Regions from separate parts of the Homo sapiens genome. Here region 1 is linked to region 2. Evidence: chromatin contacts called from ENCODE Hi-C data. All regions are on one chromosome and are shown on one strand. Each heading gives the region's core, a stretch centred on a gene start or an enhancer-like site at or near the end of the contact. The rest is flanking DNA. Distances are from core to core; before and after follow the strand shown. Region 1 overlaps MON2 (MON2 regulator of endosome-to-Golgi trafficking). Region 2 holds the start of RASSF3 (Ras association domain family member 3).

Region 1 (2,700 bases), core at 155-2,654, 2.1 Mb before region 2:
TCTGTCTATCAATTCTGTTATTTAACAATTTATCTAATAACCTTTTCAGAGATACAGATATCTTAATTCCTCAGTAATTTCCATTTTGGATGAAATTGTTTTATTGATTTCATCTGTTCTGGACACTGTACAAAGTAATTGTCTTAGTTCGGGCTGTTATATAAAATATGCCAGAAACTGTGTAGCTTAAATCTCAAAGTTCTGGAGCCTCAGAAGTCTAAGATCAAGCTACTAGCATATCTGGTGTCTGGTAAGGGTGTACTTCCTGGTTTGCAGATGTCTGTCTTCTCATTTTATTCTTAAATGGTGGAGAGTAGAGACAGGAAGAAGCCTCTCAAGTATCTTCTTATAAGGGCACAATCCCATTCATGAGGGTTTCAGCCTTATAACCTAATTTCCTCCGAAAGACTCCACCTTCAAATATCATCCCACTGGGGAATAGGCTTCAACACATGAATTTTGGGGGTGTATAAACATTTAGACCATAGCATTGCTTTGCATACATTAATACATTTTAACTTTACTACAGCCCTATGAAGCAGACATTCATATTTGAGTTTTATAGCTGAGAAAATGAGGACCAGGATGCTTATATAGTTTGCCTGAGATGATGCAGTTTATAAGCTGCAACACTGGGGTGTTAACTAATTTTTTAGGCTCCATAACACACTTTTAACCCCACTACACTTTACTACTTCGCTGTTTTCTTAGTTCTCGCTCTCTTTTTTTTTCTTTCTCCAAGGCTGACAGTGCCAAGTTTCTTGTATTGCTTCTATAACATTCTCCATATTTTGACCTTTGTCCCTTTAATTGGTGGGGGTGTAGGGGGACAACGTGGGACAAATGACAGCACAGCCAGCAACAGAAAAAAATGGAAAGTTACTGCCTAAAGGAAGAGGAAGGCCTGTTTTCCTGCTTTACTTGTGAACTGTGGGTGATGATCAACTGGTAAAACATTGGTTCCTAATAAGGAACTCTAGGACTGAGTTGGCAAAGTTGAGATTTTCAGATATATATAAGAAAGTAATTCCTCAGTATTGTAATTGGCTACATTGGGACATCTTAGCTTAGAAAAAATTAGGCATTCTACAGTTTCTTCAAGGGCAAAAGTTAGATGCCTGGTAGTTGGGGGGCAAGCTATATATGGTTGATGTGTGATGCCTCTCTCTTATTTCTCTGTATTTTCTTTATTTAAACCTGGAAATGGTACATCTCCTAGAAGACATACTAGAGGAATAATTCTTATACTTTTTAGTCTCAAGACTGCTTTATACTCTTTTATTACTTTTTTTGCAACAGGAAGTGGTCATTTAATAAATAACCATGTGGAAGAGGGGGTGCTACCATTCAAAACACCCCGACGGGTCACAGAATGTTCCAGAGCAGAAAGGCACTGGGGACGCCCTGGCTGTCTGCCACCTCTAGCAGCACACCACCGTTCCAATCATTCAGCCCTTTGTGTCCCTACTAGTCCCTGAAATCGCCTCAGCTGAGTGATACTGGGGGTGGGTGGTGAGAGGGGAATGCTGGGAGGGAGTGACACTTGGGGATCCAAGACAGAGGTATCAGGACCCAAAATAAATAAATCATGTTGAATGCCCTATGAAAACAGTGACCCCTTTATATTCTTAAAAAATATTTAGGAGCTTTTGTGCATGTGAGTTATTTCTATCATTATTTACTTTATTAAGAATTAAAGCTGAAATGATACTAAACCTATTACATGTTAACATAAATTTTTATGAAAAATAATTATGTTTTAAAGAAAAAATTATTTTACGTTTTCCAAATGTAAATGTCTTGAATGTCTGGCTTAATAGGAGACAGCTGGATTCTCATATCTTTTGTCTTCATTCTGTTGTGATTTTTTTTGGGTTGACACATAACGATGAAAATCTGGCTTCATAAAGACATGTAGTTGAAAGGCAGAATTATATTAATGGCCTTTTTAGATAATAATGGTGGATATTCTTCTTTGATACTATACCAAACGGTACACTTTCTTTTTTTGTTTGTCTTCTTGAGACGGAGTCTCGCTCTGTCACCCTGGCTGGAGTGCCGTGGCGTGATCTCGGCTCACTGTAAACTCCGCCTCCTGGATTCATGCCATTCTCCTGCCTCAGCCTCTTGAGTAGCTGGGACTACTGGCGCCTGCCACCACGCCCGGCTAATTTTTTGTATTTTCAGTAGAGACGGGGTTTCACCCCGTTAGCCAGGATGGTCTCGATCTCCTGACCTCGTGATCTGCCCGCCTCTGCCTCCCAAAGTGTTGGAATTACTGCGTGAGCCACCACACCCTGCCGACACTTTCTTACAGGTCTAGGATCTGAAACGTTTTTATACTGTGTTACAGTAAAATTCATTTCATTGGTCTTACATTTCAAATGGATCTTTTAGTCATGCATGATTTTGTAACATCATGTATTTTAGTTGTGTAGATATTCCAAATGTTATCACTTCCTGCAAATATTACATTTGTTAATATCACCACCATATATCAGAAGAGTCTTAGGTTATAGGGTAGATACAAGTTTTTTTAAATTCTGATTTTTGTTTGAAAGCTCAAATTTTATTATTGGCAACAAACACTGTCAGTTGTTTACCCTAAAGTGACAGGCGTACTTTATTTTTGAGAAACTGTTTGTACAGTATATACAAATGTAAATAATCATGATTTACTGTTTGCTTTTTCAGTGAAAA
Region 2 (2,700 bases), core at 85-2,584:
TAGTCCACAAAAGAGCACGGCTGACCGATACCAAGCAGAGAACCCAGTAGGGTATGTGACCACGTTCAGATCAACAGAACGCAAAGCAGAACGGTCCGAGTACTGCCTCCTACAGCCACTTTCCTTTCTTTAAGCCTCAGCTGCTGCTCTAGGTGTAAAACCGGCATAAAATAGCACTACGTACCTTGCAGAGTTGCTCGGAGGATTGAAGGAGATAATGTAAGAGAGTTTGGCTAGTTTGGCTATGATGGATGGACATTTTCTCTTTTCTAACGTCTCTCTTCCCCTCCTAATGAAACCTCTTCTGAAGCTCGCTAACTATAGCAGGGCTTGCAGCTTCAAAAAAACCTTTCAGTCAAGATCTTGAAATTAGTATTATTTAAATCAGTGCAGTAACACCAAGGTGTAAAAGACTGTTACCCACTGGTGGCTTTAAGAGGATTAGCTGACTGAAGAGTTTTAGAAAACATGGAAACTTTTTTTGTACGTGGATGGATGGAATTCCCTGATCTCCTTATCCCCACCACTTAAACCATGCCTTGTGGGTGACCGTGGAAGGCTGATTGTGGCGGGGACATTTACAAAGCACATTTAATTGATAAGCACTCGATTGTTCTGTAACTATAGAACTAGTTCACCTTTCAGTTGCACTGAGTGCGCCTAAGATAACGATCTTATTTGGAAGTGAGCCCTCGCTAGAAAGAAGGGGAAAAGGGTAAGACCGAAGCTCAAATGAATGACCAGAAAGGATGTTTTCATTCGAATAAACTCAACCCAGTTTTTGACCTCCCCACCCATCTCTGCCAACTTGAAATCCTCCTGGAGGGGCGAGCTGCTGGGGTTCAGGACTGGGCGTTGCGGCTGCAGGAAGCCGTGGGACCTGGGGGGTCCCTCGGCCGGGCAACCCCCACCCACCCCTACAGGACCCTGGTGCGGGGGCGAGCAGGGAGTGGACGCAGAGAAAGTTCCCCGCTCTGCTCCCGCCCTCTCCGAAACTCGAGCCAGCGAGGCTGGGGGCGGGCGGACGGCTCGCAGAGGAATTTGCAGTTTCCGGGAGGTTGAGGAAGCGACCCGAGCACAGCCCCAGCAGACGCAGCCCTAGCGCCCGGCTTTCCGGGTTCCGCGACGCTGTCGGGAGAAACCCGCGCGCCTGGAAGGGGCGGGCCGGGCTCCCCCCACCTGCGGGCGGGCGGGGAGGGTCGCGGCCGCGCGGGGTGGGGCTCGGCCGGTCGCCCGTCCGGGGCGGGGCCCAGGGAGGCGGGGTCGCGGGCGCACCGGGGCCGAGCCGCGCCTGGAGCCTGGCGGGGAGGCGGCAGGAGGGGCCGGGAGAGCCTGATTGAGCGGCGGCCGCAGCTGCATAAGGACTGCCCGGGGCTGCGCGCCGGGAACCTCGCGGGGCTGGCGGGCGCCGCACCCCCTCCCTGGCCGCCTGCGCCCCGGGGAGGCCGCCCGCGCGCGACGGGACCGGCAGCATGAGCAGCGGCTACAGCAGCCTGGAGGAGGACGCCGAGGACTTCTTCTTCACCGCCAGGACCTCCTTCTTCAGGAGAGCGCCCCAGGGCAAGCCCCGCTCCGGCCAACAAGTGAGTGGCGCGCGGCGGGCGCTGCAGCCCGCGCCCCAGAGTTCCGGGGAACCCGCCAGCCCGCGCCCCCTGCCTCCACGTGTCTCTGCGGGGCGCTCGGGGGATGCTCGCCGGGAAGGAGGAGCGGGCCGAGAAGTGGCTTCTGCCTTTTCGGGTCCCGGGAACGTGCCTGGAGCTTGTGCGTGTAGGCGAGGGAAGGCGGAGGAAGGGCGGGGAGGCTGAGGGCCGGCTTCTGCCTTCCGCGCCAGATGGCCTCTGCAGCTCCGCCTCGGGCTGCCGCCTGCGGGGAGCAGCCCCGGAGCCAGCAGGCGTCCCCGGGCCACTCCCCCAGGTTTCCCCTTCGCGTCCCCGCTGGGTCGACGGTCGGGTTCGCGCGCCTGTCCTTCCTGTTAGTCAGCTTACTCATCTGTGGCCCCCAGAGTGGCTTGGGTCAACGTGTAATAGCTAGGGGTGGCCGGGTGACCTGACCTCCCCTCTTCCTGGCCCGGGCGACCTGGTGGAGTGGGGGTCCAAGGGCACCGTGGGCCTCGCCACCATAGGCTCTCACTAAATCTCCGTTGCGGGACTCAGGGTTGTGCGTTTTCTGTAAAGCTAGGTTTTTTGGTGCCCAGATGTTTTGCAAACAAGCTCCTATGCTAAATACTAGCCAGCGACAGCTAACCTTTTCGCCGGTTTCTTCCTTTTTTGGAGGCAGCATGCCGTGGGAAGCACGAGTTGGGAAAAGATGGGAAGGGAACTTGTGCCAGTTTCGCCAGCTGTAGCCGTGTTTTTTGGGAGGCCTTCCCGAAACGGGGCACGTCGGCTGGACTGAGGAGCCCGGTGCTAGAGCCCGCGGCCTCCTGGCACTAGGAGCCGCACCAGGGGAGCCGGGCCAACCCGGCCACGCTCACATCAGATTACAGAAGATTGTAATGGCACAAATTTGTTGCTTTTAGAAAACAGGCGTTCGCCAAACATTTCTATTAATACCGGACTGAGACCTAGAGACTAGAAGCAAGAAGAATCGTTCAGGGGCCGGATGATAACTTCTTTTGGTGGATGTGGGAGGGTGCAATCTGTCAGGGTGGTCTTGCCAGACCTCTTAAGTTTAGCCACTTTCTGAAGTAAAATTCTTTCT

The links. Hi-C counts contacts between places; a loop is a spot of excess contacts on that map.
Region 1: a map with no recorded cell type shows a loop between it and region 2 (3-fold over the local background). The contact joins the enhancer-like site here to the promoter of RASSF3 in region 2. A Hi-C loop is called at or near these places in 2 of 37 single-sample maps with no recorded cell type.

What each region holds. Positions count from the first base shown.
Region 1 is chr12:62,517,812-62,520,511 of GRCh38, forward strand. All of the region lies in intron 8 of MON2 (MON2 regulator of endosome-to-Golgi trafficking), which reads left to right. Among named protein-coding and RNA genes, the nearest start is that of MON2-AS1, 34 kb to the left of the region's middle. Within about 2 kb of position 1,405, at least 2 of the 41 ENCODE cell types and tissues checked have a DNase peak (open chromatin) inside an H3K27ac peak, as active enhancers do.
Region 2 is chr12:64,609,161-64,611,860 of GRCh38, forward strand. It overlaps RASSF3 (Ras association domain family member 3), which reads left to right and starts at 1,335. Exons shown (of 5, transcript NM_178169.4): 1 at 1,335-1,583. The coding sequence starts at 1,473. It overlaps RASSF3-DT (RASSF3 divergent transcript), which reads right to left and starts at 306. Exons shown (of 2, transcript NR_187549.1): 1 at 185-306. RefSeq lists an enhancer at 145-204 and silencers at 835-904, 1,065-1,584, 1,795-1,864.